Regions from separate parts of the Homo sapiens genome. Here region 1 is linked to region 2. Evidence: chromatin loops called from intact Hi-C (ENCODE). Cell type or tissue: heart left ventricle. All regions are shown on one strand. Links, peaks and the distances in the headings refer to the core of each region. The heading gives the core; the rest is flanking DNA.

Evidence for each region. Peaks named below come from ENCODE experiments on the same cell type or tissue, not always from the same donor. Only the 100,000 strongest peaks of a DNase experiment are listed, where the experiment ranks them.
Region 1: it touches region 2 in a loop (1.9-fold over the local background); 2 of 110 quality-filtered maps call a loop at or near these places.

What each region holds. Positions count from the first base shown.
Region 1 is chr6:31,001,287-31,010,210 of GRCh38, reverse strand. It overlaps a transcript of MUC22 not described here. Among named protein-coding and RNA genes, the nearest start is that of MUC22, 4.7 kb to the left of the region's middle. In heart left ventricle, for the core only: no CTCF peak of the experiment used is centred there; a DNase peak (open chromatin) is centred at 4,346; H3K27ac peaks cover 1,337 bases.
Region 2 is chr6:30,938,058-30,946,981 of GRCh38, reverse strand. It overlaps MUCL3 (mucin like 3), which reads right to left and starts at 6,009. Exons shown (of 3, transcript NM_080870.4): 1 at 5,901-6,009. The coding sequence starts at 5,982. It overlaps LOC124901299, which reads right to left. Exons shown (of 3, transcript XM_047419624.1): 2 at 8,799-8,913; 3 at 8,076-8,680. The coding sequence ends at 8,526. HCG21 (HLA complex group 21) reads left to right here. Exons shown (of 3, transcript NR_138040.1): 3 at 404-1,003. RefSeq lists enhancers at 5,336-6,173, 8,593-8,924. In heart left ventricle, for the core only: a CTCF peak has its summit at 4,230 (motif pointing left); a DNase peak (open chromatin) is centred at 4,142.

The DNA of each region.
Region 1 (8,924 bases), core at 3,126-5,625, 63 kb before region 2:
GCTGACCTGAAACCTGTTTTCCCTGGGTATGCCTCATTTTCAAAGCAGGAGGCCTTTGTAGAAGAAAGAAGGAAGAAGAGAAGAAAAGGAAACAAATGGATGGTAAAGGTCAATAGCAGTCTATCTAGGGGAAGCTGGGGATTTGGAGGGTGATAAGAGCATCAGGACACACGCCCGGCTTTCTCCAGAGTGCTCCTTCCCAGCTGCAGAGCAGCACATGGCTACGTGAGTGATACACTCCACTCCCTGTGAGCTCTCCAAGGGTGGGGAAAGTGGACACTGAGTGAGTCTCACTTCTAGTATCAAGCGGAAGTGAGTAGGGAAGAGGATGGGGCACGGAACTACCCATTTCCCTGAGTCAATCTTTGGCAATGGCTCTTAAGCATAGGTCAGGGACCCTGACTCACCTGCGTCCCTATTTCTAGGCTCACAACTAGCAGTTGATTGAAATTTACCCCGTGTAATTCAGATATGCAAGGAAAAATGTAGTTTGGCTTGCTATAACTCACCCAACTCAGTTTCCAGACTCTCTTTCCCACCAATGGCAGGGAAGCCTGGGGTTGGAAATGAGGATACGGGTATAAGCTTGCCAAATATTGGTGATGAAATTTCATTTTCTTTTAAAAGTGTCTCTTTTGGAAGGCATACTGTATGGTTCTAATTATATGAAAGTCAAGTACATGGAAAAATCAACTGATGATGATTAAAGTCAAAATACTGGCTACCTCTAGGGTGGCACTGATGGGGAGGAGGCAGGGGAGGCTTCTGGGGTGATAAGAATGTGGCACATCTTGATCTGGAAAGCGGGTAGGTGAGTGTATGCATGTGTTAAGATTCAACAATTGGCCGGGTGCGGTGGCTCATGCCTGTAATCCCAACACCTTGAGAGGCTGAGGTGGGAGGATTGTGTGAGCCCAGGAGTTCAAGAGCAGTCTAGGCAACATAGCAAGACCCTGTCTCTATTTCTTTAAAATAAATACATTAAAGAATTAAATAAAATTCAACGACTTGAGCACTTATGTGTCCACTCTGCACATTTTACTGCATATATTTTAAGCCTCAATTTAAAGATTAAAAACAACAGTCAAGGGTACAAACTTTCAGTTATAAGAAGAATGAGTTCTGGAACTTTAATCACATGGAGACTATAATTAACAATATTGTATTGTCTATCTGAAATTTGCTAACACACACAGAAAAGAAATGGTAAATATGTGTTGGTGATGTGTTCATTAGTTTGATAGTGGTAATTATTTCACAATGTATACTCATCAAATCAACACATTGTACACGCTGAAAACATATAATTTTTGTCTATTTTACCTCAGTAAGCTTGGGGGGAGAATTAAAAACAATAAGAAAGAAAAAAATTTTGGTGGCTCACGCCTGTAATCCCAACACTTTGGGAAGCCAAGGTGGGCGGGTTAGGAGTTTGAGACCAGCCTGATCAACATGGTGAAACCCCATCTCTAATAAAAATAAAAATAAAAATAAATTAGCTGGGCGTAGTGGCGGGTGCCTGTAATCCCAGCTACTTGGGAGGCTGAGGCAGGAGAATTGCTTGAACCCGGGAGGCAGAGGTTGTAGTGAGCCAAGATCGCACCACTGCACTCCAGCCCGGGTGACAGAGTGAGACTCCGTCTCAAAAAAAAAAAAAAGAAAGAAAAAGAAAACAATGTTTCAGGTCTCTTTTGGGTAAATACTTGGCCATATGAAATTTAATGCCCCTCTCAGGACTGTTTTCCCCCCATTTCAAGGGCTCTCCCCTCCACTTCTTTCCTGCACGTCCTCTGAGGGGGAATTTATGCCTCCTACTGGCAATGTGGGAACAAGACTTCGGCCCTTCAAGCTGGTCTCTCCTGAGCTCCCTCTCGTTCCATCTGGTCACTGGGATCCTGCATTGGCATCCAACGACTCTGAGACACAGTACTACCATTGTCTTCATTTTACAAATAAGGAAACTAAACCATGGAGAAGTCAAGTAATTTGGCCAAACTCACAAAGTTAGTAAGTGATGGAGTCAGGAATTAAACTATCAGTCCAGCTGCAGAGCCTGTGCTCTTCGCCATTATAAAAGGAGGTTGTCATGTCCAAACAGGACTTTGAGTCTGGCCCCTGAATATCTTCCTCCAACCAGACTGCCTGTTCCCAACTTCATCTGACATAGAAATTCTGGAGCTGTCACTGTTAGAAAGTATGCGGAATATAAAACCACAAAGCTACAGAGGCCCAGCTATGTGGAATTTGAAAAACAGATGGACGAGTCATCATAAGGGACATGTCGGGAAAATTAATGAGTTAAGAGCAGGTTGCTCGAGTGGAGCTGACTGGTCCGAGAACATTTTTTTAAATGCCTCCTTGGAGAGTCTGAGTCATGAGGGTTCTGATGACTAGGAAGGAAAGAGCAAACAGGGGTTGTGGGCTTAGGACTTGGGTTTGTTTTAGAGAGTAAGAGATTAGTTTCGCACAGAGTAGGGAATTCCAGGGACCCGGCAATTACGTAGAGTACACAATTTATAAACATAGCATAGATTTGAAATTCGCCCTTGAATGACCTGTGCTGAAAGTTTGATTTAGGAAAGGCCTGTGTTCCAGATTCTCGCTGCCATCTCTCTCAACCTCACCCTGTACCGGCTTAGATTTTCTTCAACCTGGCTGGACAAGGGGTCTGCTTTCCCTTCTAATTTTAGTTTACCCCCAATTCAAGTAGAGTTATTTTCATCACAAGGAGTCTCAATGGTACCTTCCATATAGCATATAGTTCATCAGAAAGTAACAAAAAGAAGAAGATTTTCTGTGAAATATAGCCTGATATGGTCTATGTCTGTGACCCATTTTCCCACAAACGGACCACTCTGATGGCAGCCACTGTCCCTGGATTTGGAGATCTCTCCTACAGCTGCTTAAGCTTCTTCAGCTATCTGGAGCCACCATTTGTGTAGAAATGTCCTATGTGCTTGAGTGCCCATCTTCAAATTTTCTGTTGTGTATACGTTCAAAAACAATTTTGAAAAGCTGTTTTCCCTCCTCTGTCTATGTTTAATCTAAATTTTTTATCATACATTTAATTATTGCAAAGAATGTAATTTCTACCATATTGTAAATGTAGACATTGAAATAATAAAAGTTTTTACTACTCTTTAAAATGTTTCCAGTAGACTCTAAACACTAGCAGCATCTCAATACTCATCATTATCCTTTTTTTAAATTTTATTTTACTTTAAGAGATGTGGGGGGTCTCACTATATTGCTCAGGCTGGTGTTGAACTCTTGGGCTCAAGCAATCCTCCCGCCTCAGCCTCCCCAAGTGCTGGGATTACAGACGTGAGCCACTGCACCTAGCTTCCATTATCCTTTTGAATAACATATAAGCAAGCTCTTCCTCAATAGTCTAGGTTTTTAAATGGTTCCTCCTGCTCTACGAACTTATAGTTCCATTTTACTTTCCCCATATTATTCTACTGGTCTCTCTCCATATATCATATTAAATACCAGTAACATAAATATTCTACTGCTATACATATATCACAGTATGTCTAATTAATAAACCTTATCTCTTAGAGCAGTTTTGGGTTCACAGCAAAATTAAGTGGTAAGTACAGAGGTCCCATAGACTCCCTGCCCCTACGCAAGCACAACCTCCCCACCTCGTTGACGTCAGGGTTTACTCTTGTATATTCTATGGGTTTTGACAAATGTACAATGACAGGCATCCACCATTGTAGTATCATATACAGTAGTTTCACGCCCTAAGAATCCTCTGTGCTCCACCTATTCATCACCCCACCCTCGTAACCCCTGGCAACCATTGACTCTTGACTGCCTTTATAGTTTTGTCTTTTCTGGGATGTCATATGGTCTGTAATAATTTTTTGCTTGAAAAGCTTTTATTGATCACCCTGTCATACTCCTCTGCATCAAAAGATATGTTTATAAACGTCTAAAAAATTTCCTGTGCCTTGTAAGACTCTGTGTTCAATTTATAGCCCCCAGTAACTTTTTGGTGAATTAAGCAAAAATGCTTCTCTTATGATACGTCTTTCCATATTTTCAAGAAAATATGAATCATTAACTTACCTAACATTTTTTATTTTTCATTTTTTTGAGACGGAGTCTCGCTCTGTCGACCAGGCTGGAGTGCAGTGGTGCAATCTCGGCTCACTGCAACCTCCACTTCCCAGGTTCAAGCTATTCTCTTGCCTCAGCTTCCCACGTAGCTGGGACTACAGGTGCCTGCCACCACGCCAGCTAGTTTTTGTATTTTTAGTAGAGATGGGGTTTCACCATGTTGGTCAGGCTAGTCTCAAAAGCCTGACCTCAGGTGATCCACCCGCCTCCGCCTCCCAAAGTGCTGAAATTACAGGCATGAGCCACCTCGCTTGGCCCACTTACCTAACATTTTAAAAATAACACAACTTACAGAGCGCTTACGAAATGCAGGACTATTCTAAGCCTTCACAATAACCCCATGAAGTGGGTACTATTTTCACTCTCATGTTTACAAATATGGAAACTGAGACCCAGAAGAATTAAGGAATTTGTGGAAAGTCACAATGAAATTGGATTTGAAACCAGAAATTCGAGCTCCACAATCTGTGCTCTTAGCTGACATGCCGTATGGCCTCTCTAAGTGTCTTTTATCTTAAGGTGTAACATTAATCAGTTGGAGCTTACAACATCTTTCTCCTTGAAATCATGCCAAATACACAATTGTTACCTAAACCAAGAAACTAGTGAACAGGAAGCTCTTTCCCCTTACAGAAAATGGTGTACAATTCAGGGAAGTGTGCTTCATAGCACATTGCTTTGTCCCAGCAAGTTGTTGACAAATCTTGAATATTCTAAAATAGGCAGACAGACAGATAAGGTGGGTTGGCTGCCATGGGATTTTTCTCCTTGGTTAAATAAGCCACTGCCTCCTCTATTCTTTCTGCTGATTCTGCTCTTGCTCCAATCTCATGAGATACTCCCTCAAGAGGGATGCATTTTTAAAGAGTGGATGGAAGAGAAGAGATTGTTAAAAAAAAAAGAAAGGAAAAAAAGAAGTTTTTATTACTCCTGTTACTTCATTCTACAGTGTATCTGCGTAAATAACACCTTAACACATGCCAAAATTACCAGTTCCTTACACTCCACGTAGCCCTTCACAGGAATTTATATGAGGCAGGAGAAAACAGGAAGTCCTACTCTGGGTATATGATCCCTAAATTAGAGGTGGTTTTTGAGGTATCCCTTCACTAAAAGGCTTTATTTGACACCCTGAAATGTTCTACACCCTGCGGAAATGTGGTAATAATAATATGGGAGCTACAGAGGAAATGTTGGATGTTCATCAAAGAAGAGTCAGAAAAGTGTAGCCCTGACCACAGAGGTGCCCTCAGACAGATCAGTTCTAGGCCACAAGCACATACGGAAGTTGAAGATCTGGAAAATGGTTCCCATCAAACAACCCACGCCTGCATAATACTCTTCAGGAAGTCTTTATGTACGCCCAAGATGTGGGGGCACAGATGCCACGTGAAGATCATTGTGCTAAATCCACAGTGCAAAGGCACAGGTCTAGATGGGCAGCCCTTTAACCCTGTCCACTTCCTGGACTTTTGCTTGGGTCACGCATGCTTGGTGGGCTGGGGCTTTGTCACATTACAGGAGTAGGTGTATTCCATGACGAAAGCTGGGTAATGATGCTTCCAAACTCTACCTGCACACCCCAGTTGCTGGGAGTAATGAGATACTCACAGCACAACTATGTGAATCAATCACAAGGTAAATTGCTCACCAGGGACTCCCCCCTTTTCTCCTTCCTCTAGCTCAAAATGCCCATTCATTTGAGTCATTTGTTGTTTATTTTTGGAAATAATTTTTTAAAATTTGAGACAGAGTCTCACTCTGTCACCCAGGCTAGAGTGCAGTGACATGATCTCAGCTCACTGCAACGTCCACCTCCCAGGTTCAAGTGATTCTCCTGCCTCAGCCTTCCAAGTAGCTGGGACTACAGGCGCGCACCACCGCGCATGGCTAATTTTTGTATTTTTAGTAGAGACAGGGTTTTGCCATGTTGGCCAGGCTGGTCTCAAACTCCTGGCCTCAAGTGATCTGCCTGCCTCAGCCTCCCAGAATGCTGGGATCACAGGTGTGAGCCACCATGTCCGGCCAGGAAATAAAAATTTTTATTTACATAATGTGCCTGGTAAAAATTTAAGAGCTGTATTGAGCTATAATTTACATACCATATAGTTCACCTGTTTAAAGTATATAAACCTGGCTGGGCAAGGTGGGTCATGCCTCTAATCCCAGCACTTTGGGAGGCTGAGATGGGTGGATCACCTGAGGTTAGGAGTTCAAGACTAGCCTGGTCAACAGTGGTGAAACCCCATCTCTACTAAAAATACAAAAATTAGCCAGGCATGGTGGCACTCGCCTATAATCCCAGCTACTTGGGAGGCTGAGGGAGGAGAATCTCTTAAACCTAGGAAGCAGAGGTTGCAGTGAGCCGAGATTGCGCCACTGCACTCCAGCCTCGGTGACAGAGTGAGATTCCATCTCAAATTTAAAAAAATAATAAGAATAAAATAAAGTATATAAACCAGTGGTTTTAGGCCGGGTGCAGTGGCTCATGCCTGTAATCCCAGCACTTTGGGAGTCCAAGGTGGGTGGATCACCTGAGGTCAGGAGTTCGAGACCAGCCTGGCCAACATTGTGAAACCCCATCTCTACTAAAAATACACACACACACACAAATTAGCTGGGTGTGGTGGCACGCACCTGTAATCCCAGCTACTCGGGAGGCTGAAGCAGGAGAATCACTTGAACCTGGAAGGTGGAGGTTGCAGTGAGCTGAGATCACGCCACTGCACTCCAGCCTGGGCGACAGAGCAAGACTCCGTCTAAAATAAATAAATAAATAAACCAGTGTTTTTTAGTATATTTACAGAGTTGTACTTGGTGAAGCTTTTCATAGACAGACTCAAATCTTTTTTCTCTATTCCAGCTCTTCTTTTTTCCCTTCTAATTCTTCTCTTCCATTTCGTCTCTTTTTCTCTGTTTTGAGCCTTATTACTTGCACGTTAGTCTTCCTGGATCTATCCTCCAAATGTATTATATTTGCCGGGTGATTTTTATTCCTGTATAATTGTGTCTGTTTGAGTTATTTTTCGCGCTTGCTCTTCCGGATTACTAGCATAATTCTCTATAATGGCCAGCCTCTTTCAATTTGTCTATTAAAATTTGAAAATACATGTTTTACTATTTTTTTAAAAAATGATCTAGCTGGACACCCTTGCCTGATCTTATTTCTTTTCATGCTTTTCCACATAAGGGTTTCCACAGTTCCTATCAGTGGGAGGCACCTTTTCAGGGTGTTCAACTTGTCTTTCCCTTCTGGTTTCTGGATCCCTTTAAGTGAGCAGATGATGATGATTGCCTGCATATGGCTCAGCGTGGCCTCTCTGTTCCTCAGTGAGCAGGGGCATGCAAACCTTCCCCCAAAGACTGAGGGAGCTGAGAGGCTGTGGAGACAAAGTGACTCCATCTTGGATGCTAATCTGCCATGTTGACTTCTGATTAACCCAGGTCCCATGAGTCACATGGGCCTCATTCCTACTTTATTTACTGTTCTTGGTAAGGACATGTACTTACTGTAAATCCTGTCTTCGTTTTTTGTTTGTTGTTTTGTTTTTAGAGACAGGGTCTTGCTCTGTCACCTAGGCTGGAGTTCAGTGGTGCAATCTCAGCCCACTGCAGCCTCTAACTCCTGGGCTGTAGTGATCCTCCTGCCTCAGCCTCCCAAGTAGCTGGGACCACAGGCACATGCTACCACTCCCAACTAATTTTGGTTTTCTTTTTTGTAGAGATGAGGTGTTGTTTTGTTTCCCAGACTGGTCTCAAACTCCTGCCCCCAAGCAATCCTCCCTCCTCTCCCTCCCAAAGCTCTGGGATTACAGGCATTAGCCACCACATCCAGCCCCTGCCTTTAGATCAAAGCAACCTTGATATTATGGCATAAATTACAGGCTACGACGCACATAGCATTCCTGCCTGTTCTGAAAGGTTGCTTTTAATTGTCTCTACAGGAAGTATACACCCTTTCCGGGGTAAGCCCTGGGTCTGGGGGTAACAGGTGTGGAGATCTACCTGACTTGCTGCCACCCAAGACTACACTTCTGTCTGTAAATTCCCCAGCAAATCACCATTTACTGACAAACTGGATCTATCTGCCTTGTTTTTGGTTTCTCGGCTCCTTCAGCGTTTGGGAGCCACTTTACATGTATGACCCTTTTATGGAACAAAGGCTGAATGAAATAAGTGGCTAACAAATCCAGTTTCTCCAAAAGAAATTTTGAACAAGGACTAAGCAACAGAAGCCACGTCTGGGAGAGCTGCAAGACGATGGACACTCCAGAAAACATCCTTTCTATAGCAAGGTCTTAGGGTAAAATATATGCAGCTGGTCACATCTCAGACTTTCTTGCCAAAACCCATAACCACTCCGGAGGTTAAAGAAGCATGTTTGTGAAGGGTTATTTATGCAGCAGGCATTGTTTGAAGACTGTGCTGCAGTGCACTTTGCTATGCAAAAGTGGACCACTGGTCATCATGATGTGTCCAGAATTGGTGGCTTCTTGGTCTCACTGACTTCAAGAATGAAGCCGCAGACCCTCGCGGTTACTGTTACAGCACTTAAGGTGGCGCGTCTGGAGCTTGTTCTTTCCGATGTTCGCATGTGTTCACAGTTTCTTCCTTCTGGTGGGTTTGTGGTCTCGCTGGCTCAGGAATGAAGCTGCAGATCTTCACGATGAGTGTTACAGCTCACAAAAGCAGCATGGACCCAAAGAGTGAGCAGTAGCAAGATTTATTGCAAAGAGCAAAAGAACAAAGCTTCCACAGTCAGGAAAAGGACCAGAACGGGTTACCACTGCTGGCTG
Region 2 (8,924 bases), core at 2,982-5,481:
GGGCAACGTTTCTAGAGCTCTACAATGAGACAGGCAGGTTCTACAAGTGAGGGCATACATTAACTTATTTACTTTTCACAAGAACCTGTTGAGGTTGAGAACTATCCTATTCTCCAAACTTTATAGATGAAGAAACAAGGTTCTGAGTGGTTAAGTAATCTTCTCAAGGACACCCAGCAAGTAAGAGGTCGAGACAGAATCTGAACACACATCCTGGGGTCCCGGGCCCAGATCATTGCTGGTTAAGACCACAGTGCACAGCCAATAGGTCAGCCCAGTCTTTTAAAGAAGGAAAGACACTGACATGTGTGGACTCCCTGAAAGGTGCTGTTCATATATTTGTTTATTTAATCAAATAATTATGAACCTGTGAAGTGAGGAGTGTGATCTTACTGTTTTACAGGTGGGGAAAGGAGACGCAAAGAGGTTAAGTAATTGGCAAAATTAGACTTTTCACTGTGCCCCAGATGTTTTTAAACATGATAAGGGATGAATGACTATCTATTGAGTGAATAAAGGAGCTGGCAGCAATGCAAAGGGCATTTTCCACTGGCCTTAAAGAATCAGAGGACAGGTTTGACATCCAGGCTCGGTCCCTCAGCGGTTTTGCATTCTTGCTCAGGTCTCTTAAGTGCTCTGAAGCTCCATGTTCTCGACTGTAAATAACCATGATGCTGACTGCACCAGCTTAATGTGAGGATTAAAGGAAGTATGGACCATGGAAGACTCTGGAGCACAGAAGCTATTTAAATGTTTGTTGAATCCACATTGTAGTCTCTGAAATAATCTCGTGCTTTGCCCTGTCCTTCTCCTGGTAGTAAGGGGAGCCTGAGCAGTAGCCCTACCCCCCTGCCTGCTCCATCCACCTCTCACCTGCTGTGGCCACCTTCTTGAAAACAGCAGCCTCTGCATTCCTGGGCCACTTTCTCTGCTGTGTTTTAATAACACAGCACTCATCACTTTCTGATATGTGATAAATACAATTAAATTTCCACAATGGCAAGGCTTTTTTTGTTTGTTTGTTTTTTGAGATGGAGTCTCACTCTGTCGCCAAGGCTGGAGTGCAGTGGTGCGATCTGGGCTCACTGCAACCTCCACCTCCTGGGTTCAAGTGATTTTCCTGCTTCAGCCTCCTGAGTAGCTGGGACTACAGGCACATGCCACCACACCCAGCTAATTTTTTGTATTTTTAGTAGAGATGGGGTTTCACTGTGTTAGCCAGGATGGTCTCGATCTCCTGACCTCATGATCTGCCCACCTCAGCCTCCCAAAGTGCTGGGATTACAGGCATGAGCCATTGCATCCGGCCGGGGTTTTTGTTGTTGTTGTTGTTGTTTGAGATAGAGTCTTACTCTGCACCAGGCTGGAGTGCAGTGGCATGGTCACAGCTCACTGCAGTCCTGACCTCCTGGGCTCAAGCAGTACCCCCACCTCAGCCTCCCTGTCAGCTGGGACTACAAATGTGAGCCAGTATGCCCCCTCCTCACCTTTTTTTTTTTTTTTTTTTTAAGACGCAGGGTCTCACTATGTTGGCCAGGCTGGTCTCAAACTCTGGTCTTCAGTGATCCTCTCATCTCAGCCTCCTAAAATATTAGGATTATAGGCGTGAGCCACTGCACCTGGCCTGGCCTGGCCTGGCCTGGCAGGGATTTTTATTGTTTTGTTCATCGCTGTCTCCAGCCTAGAACAGTGTCTGATCCATAGGAGGCACTTTGTAAATATTTGTTGAATAATGAATGAAAGAATAAGACTGATGAAAACTCCTTAAAAGCCTTGCCAACAACATTTCATCATGCACGTTAAGTAAAAACCAAATGTATTTGTGACCTCCACAGGCTGGAAGACCAAGGGCGACTTCCGCTGTTCAGTAATTGAGCTCTGAGATTAAAAGACGTTGAAAGAAGGCCTCTGGCCCACCAATTCTGGGATACCAGTTGTCATTAAACCACAGGATCACAGTCCATAACTAGACTCAGATAACAAGATTTTAGAATTTTAGATCTGCATCAAACAGTTGTGGAACCATAGATTGTAAAAAGCTGAGGTAAAGCTCAAGGGATTCCTTGGCCCTGACACAGCCAAGAGGCAAATCAGTGTAAACCCCCAGGACAAGAGGAGCATCTCTGCCCCAGACGATCTACTTTGGTAGTGACTTATTTCCCTAGTAAGTTTTCACCAGGAGATATTCATTCCACGTACAACCATCATAGCCCGAAAAGAACTGTTTTGGTCACTGAAGAATAGGCAGGAGGTGCAGAGAGGAAAATCCAACTTTAGCACAAGACACTGTAGGTGGATGCTCAGCTGGGATAAAAGAATAAGAACAAATCCCACAACATCAAAACGATGCACAGTGCCAAAGGTCCCCGCCATCTGCTTTGTTCACTCATTTGAAAGAGAGGACATCGGCTGGGCACAGTGCCTTATACCTGCAATCCCAACACTTTGGGAGGCCATTGTGGGCCTGAGGTCAGGAGTTCGAGACCAGCCTGGCCAACATGGCGAAACCCCGTCTCTACTAAAAATATGAAAATTAGCCAGGCGTGTTGGCAGGACCCTGTAATCCCAGCTACTCAGGAGGCTGAGGCAGGAGAATCAGTTGAACCTGGGAGGCAGAGGCTGCAGTGAGCCAAGATCATGCCACTACACTCCAACCTGGGCCACAGAGTGAGACTCTGTCGAAAGAAGAAAGAAAGAGAGACAGAGAAAGAAAGAAAGAGAAAGGGAAAGAAAAGGAAGAAAAGAAAGAAAAGGAAGGAAGGAAGGGAAAGGAAAGGAAAGGGAAGGAAGGAAGGGAGAAAGAATATCTTGCTAAGCAACTCATGCCTTGGAGTCGCTGTCAGGGCACGCTGTCCCAAAAGAGCATCTCTAGTGTTTCCTGGTATCCTTACCCCCATAAATGGCATGCTCCATTTGCAATAATGTGGGTAAATGTTTGTTAAAATACCTATACAGTATGAGTTCAATAAGTGGCTTAAAATGCAGACATAGAAAAAGAAAAGCTGGTGGGCACAGTTGTTCACACCTATAATCCTAGCATTTAGGGAGTCTGAGGCAGGAGGATCACCAGTTTGAGACCAGTCTGGGCAACATAGCGAGACCTGTCTCTACAAAAAAAAAAAAGGAAAGCTAAAGGGAGATATAATCAAATGATTGCTTGGGGACTAGGGAGTATACAGAGATTTTATTTTTCTTTCTTATTTTTTCTATTTTCCATTTTCTACAATGAGCATACATTATTTGTGTTATAGAAATTAAATCAAATAACATTTGTTATAGGAAAATGTTCTTGTTAGATTCTTCCAAGGACCCCAGCCCCAATTCCCATCTCCTGCCTCACCTGTACTCTCTCAGATGGTTTCATCTAGACTGCACCTGTGCTCCCTCAGATGATTTCATCTGGGCTGCACCTGTGCTCCCTCAGATGATTTCATCTAGACTGCACTTGAGCCTCCCTCAGATGATTTAATCTAGACTGCGCTTGAGCCTCCCTGTGATGATTTAATCTGGACTGCACCTGTGCCTCCCTGTGATAATTTAATCTAGACTGCACCTGTGCTCCCTCAGATGATTTAATCTAGACTGCACCTGTGCTCCCTCAGATGCTTTAATCTAGACTGCACCTGTGCCTCCCTCTGGTGACTTAATCTGGACTGCACCTATGCCTCTCTGTGATGATTTAATCTGGACTGCACCTGTGCTGCCCTCGGATGATTTAATCTAGATTGTACCTGTGGTTCTGTGACTGCATGATGCAGACTCTGGGGTTCCAGGATCTAGTTATCTGTCTGGGTGTTGACTGGTCCTGTGGACAAACGTCAGGGTCTCCTCACCAGAATGGTAGACTAAAGGGCTTCATCCATCCCAGTTGTCCCTCTTCCCTTCCTGCCCTGGCCTCTCTCTCTGCTGGGCACAGCCATGCACCAGCTCTGATTCACACTCCAGTTCCACCCGACCTCATCACAACCCGAGCCCAGCCTCAAGCCCTCCCCACCTGTAACCCACTCACTCTTGTCTTCAAAATCTGCAGAATGGGAGCAGCCAGCTCCCCTTGTCCTCCCCACCCCTCCCTCCATGCCGCCCAGCCACGCCTATCTCCTCTCCGAGACCACGCCCACATGGCCCCATCGGAATCTCAGGAATTCAGATCTCCGCCCTGAAGCAAATCTCAGAGCGACTGTGTATGGAGTGGATTCCCTTCCGCCCCCTGCAGGTTCCTCTTCCTTAAGCTGCAAGATGGAAGGAGGAGAGAGCAGCCAGTGGACAATCCGCCTGAGAGGAAGGGGAAGGAAAGGCGGGAGAGATGGGGCCGGGAGGTGTTGGGCAGCTGTGGTACCTCTGTCTCCAGACCCTCAAGGTAGGGGAGACAGACATCAAGTCAGGGCACAGACAGGACGCACTGCTGAGACCTTTCAGAGGCAGCTCAAAGATTCCTCAGTCATCGCCATTCACCACCCACCTGCCCCTGCCTCCACCCCTGGCCTCAACCTGACTGTGCTCAGGGAAGGGGCACTGCCTCTAATATCACCCTGTGGATGGCTCTGTCCTTGGATGACTGTCCAGTGGGTAGATAGTGTCTCTGAATCTGCTGTTCTACATCTGCCTTGTGGAGACCCTCCTCCAAATTGCCCAGGCCCTCCACACCGCCCCTGTGTTCAGCATCTCTGCTCCCCGGGTTCAGTAGCAGTCCGTTTCTTGACTAAGTGAACTAATTTCATAATTTCATCTTATCTTTAGGGTATGTTTTGTTCGTCGAACTTGTCCATAGTCATTTTCCCATCAAAGTCCTGAGATGTTTCCCAACTGTAAGACAGGGACAGAGCCTTTGACGCACACTTTTCTGAGTCTCCATGTGGATTAAATGAGTAAATGTGGATGAAGTCCCTAGAGCAACACCTGGTGCAGTGTAAATGCTCTGTAGGCATCAAATACTGGTACGGCTGGGCAGCAGCATCCAGCCCATTTTACAGATGGTGTGGAAGGCCAGAGTAGGCAAATGGGTCAGAGTCAGGACTGGAAGCTAGGTCTGCACAAAACAGAGCTCTCAGGAGAGAAGCTCCACCTGTCCCCCCAGGGCTGGGGGCAGTGGAGCTGGAATCCCTGCTTACCTCCCTCTAGCTGTGAGATATGGGACATAATCATTGTGAATCCACTCTCCTCAACTATAAGATGGGATATTATTAGCCACCTCAGGGGATGCTGAGATGAAATGAGATGAGTCTCTGGGCACGGTGGCTCTCACTTGTAATACCAGCACTTTGGGAGGCCGAGGCAGGCGGATCACTTGAGGCCAGGCATTTGAGACCAGCCTGGCCAACATGGTGAAATCCTGTCTCTACTAAAAATACAAAAAAATGAGCCAGGCGTGGTGGCAGGTGCCTGTAATCCCAGTTACCCAGGAGACTGAGGCAGAAGAATCGCTTGAACCCGGGAGGCAGAGGCTGCAGTGAGCCAAGATTGTGCCACTGCACTCCAGCCTAGGCAACAGAGCAAGACTCCTTCTCAAAAAAAAAAAAAAAAAAAAGAAGAAGAAGAAGAAGAAGAAGAAAGAAATCACCATGAGCAGCTGTGAATTCCGTGCACGGTGCTCAATGAATGTCAGGTGCCTACCCCCACCATCCAGGGCTGGCAGCCTCTACAGTGTCTTTATGCAAACTTGAAGAAACCCCCTCTGGATGGGTGCAGCCCTGTGAGCCATGTTTTAAAGAGCAGAGCACAGGCTGGATTTCATCTCCTACTACATGTCCCTTAGCCAGCAAACTTGAGCAGAGAACACTCTAGACAACTGTCTGTAGCAGCCCCGTGCCCGCCCCCTTCATTCATTTCTATTTGTTGTCCAACGCTATGAACACTAAGAAACAAGCTGTTTCTGTCTTCTGTATCCCCTGTGGGCATCTTACCTGCCCCCCAAGAAGCTAGAAGGAAGAGGAGGCAGCACTGGAGGCCAAAGGCGGAGCAGAGGCTGTGGACCGGCTGGGCCATGTCGGAGCTGGGTGGCTGCTTGGGGACCATGGGCTGCGGACCCCTCACCTTATATGGAGCCAATCTTGACGTCATGGGGGCTGGGGCTCCTCAGGACTAAGTCTTAAACAAATGGAGCCACCCCAACCCACAGGGGAGCCCTGATAAGAGGAGACCGCAGCTGCTGCGTCATGGAGCCAGGCACCTGGGTGCCTGCCGAGGGGTGGGATCTGGGGGCAGGGCAGAGGAACCAGAAAGGAGCAGGCACCTGAGCCAGCCCCAGTGGAGGGAAGTGAGGGTGGCGCCTCCAGGGCTCTGGGGAAGTGGGGAGCAGATGGCTCAGTTCTAGAAGGACTGAGCTCTGGCTGGGAGCAGGATGGGGTGGGGTTCACGTTCTGATCTGTGTCCAGCTTCACGCGCACCCTCCCACCTCTCCCGCATCAGCCCAGCTTCCACACCCCTTATTCACACATGGTCATTCTTGCCACCTTGGGCGGAGCTGTCCGCGAGGATCAGGTGAAAGAGCAAAGGCGAGAGAAAGCCCTCGAATGACCCTCGCTGCAGAGAAAGGTGCTTCATGATGTTCAGAGGTCATACAACAATATGTGGAGAGTGCAGAGGCAGTGACAGAGACAAGACACAGAACCACAGGGACATATGTCACACCCCTCACCAGGGACACAGACAGGTCAGGCCACCCAGAAGGACCGAGGCCAAGATCTTTGGCCAAGAGATGCTCGGTGTACAGGGGCTTCTGCTTTCACTCTACCTCTTCCCTCCCACCTCAGCTCAGCGGCTGTCTCTTTGTCTCGAAGTCCCCATTCACTCCTATACAGAAATGCAGACATCTCATTTTTAGGAGCACCCCAGAGCTCCCCCTTCCCTTCCTCACTTCCTGCCTAAAGCAAGCATTAGCTCAGAGACTCCCTTGTCTCCCCAGTGACAGTGCCTGGGGCTGGAGTAGGGGAGGACAGACTCCCTGGGTCTCTAGCACAGAGAAGTCACAACCCCTTTCTGCCCACTGTGGGTCTCCATGGAAAGTAAGCACCTTGGATCCCTGCTGTGTCATCAGAGCCTAGGACAGTGTCTGGCACACAGTAGGCAATCAATAAATGTTTCCACTCCGCCTGGATGGAGTGGAAGCCAGGGCCGGAGGATGCCTTTCTGAGGGAAGTGGGGGCAGGCAAAGGCCATAGAGAGGTCCAGGACCTGAGGGCAGGAGGCCAGGCCCTCAGGGCATTTGGGCTCATGAGAGGACTAGAGAACTGGACATGTGGGTTCCTCTCCTTACTTGGTGTGACTTGTCCCTAAGCCCTGGGCAGGGCTGGAATAGGTGGGAAGAGGAGAGGAGGCCAACTGCTTATTAATGTGATTAATGGGAGATTAATGAGGCTCCGTGGAGTCAGGCCAAAGACTGACTACTCAGAACTGGGCAGCCTGCCTCCCAGGCAATATATCCTGCAGGATGGAGAAACTAAGGCAGACACAGGCTGTCCTCTGCAACTCCATGTAGACTCGGGTGACTGACAGTCCCCCTTTTCACTGGTCCCCTTCCCCCCCCCCCTTTCCCCAGGGACCCAAGCCTCTAGGACGGTGGTTCTGTACAGGGAGGAGTAATTTTGCCCACATCAGGGAACATTTGGAAATTTCTGGAGACATTTTTGTCACAATTTGGAGTGGGATGCTACTGGCATCTAGGGGGTAGAGGCCAGAGATGCTGTGGGACATCCTATAATGCCCAGAGCAGTCTCCACAGCAAAGAATTATCCAGCCCAGGACACCAATTGTGCTGAAGTGGAGGATCTCTGCTTTAGAATAAGCACTAACCAGTGTTTGTGAATGAACACCCCCTTCCCTTCTCTCTGAGCTACAACTCCACCCCAAGGACGCTGATGTCTGGGATGGAGAAACCTGGAGGTAGGTGGAGGCCCAAAACAGTCTCTTACAGTCAGTCTATGTTGCTTCATCTGAGCTGGAGGCTGAGAGGCCAGTCACGAAACAACTCTGCCAACTACCATTGTTTGGGCATTTCTATGTACTGAAGAATGTACTAAGCACCTCACCTATGAGTTATCACCTGTCACCCTCACTTTACAGATGAGGATAAATGAGCCTCGGATCAGGGAATGACTTGCCCTGGTAACTGGCAGAGACCAGACTTGGCCCTTCCGGGCCCACATGACACAAAAGCCCATGCACTTGGGCAAACCCACAGCATCTGGGAGACAAGTGGAGGAAGTGCCATTTTATTTAGCAATAACTTGTTCACCACCCTCCCATAGCAGACCGAGGGGGCACCACAGAGGAGGGTCCTGCACCTGCCCTGAGGGGAGAGAATCAGAGGGCCTTGGGGGCTCAAGAGCCAGCCTGAGGGGGCTCCCTGTGGAGGGAAGTGAGAAGGGAAGCCGTGAGCAGACTGTCCTCAGCTAAAGAGCTTCTCTGGTCGTCAGGGAGGAGGGTGGGACTAGGAAGAGAGGGTGAGGGGCAGGGGTTCCAGCTGTCCAGACCTGGGCTCCGTGAGGGCTGGAAGGTGCCTGCAGACCACTTAGCCCTGGTCCTTCCTTCTACAGATGAGAAAACTGCCCTCGGAGAAGCTGGGCACCTTCCCGCAGTCTGCATGGCTGGCGGCAGGACAGAGAGCAGAATCTTGTGACTGACAGTAGACTCCTCCTTACGCTGTGGGTGGAAGAGACCTGGGGGGGCCAGTGACCCCAGGAATCTACCTGCAGGAAATGGTCCCAGCTAAGGTGAATGGGATAGGGGAGTCTGGGAATGAGACTATCTGGGAGAGGAAGAAGGAAGGCCAAAGGGTAGGCGCTCAGCTGCCCCAGCCCCACCTTTCATTTGACAAGAGTAGCGCTGGCTGGCAGCCTCCCCCTCATGGTGGCTGCTGTAAGGGGTCACAGAGCCACAGCCACACCCCAGACTCATCTCCCTCCGGAACTGGCAGGCCTGTGAGATGA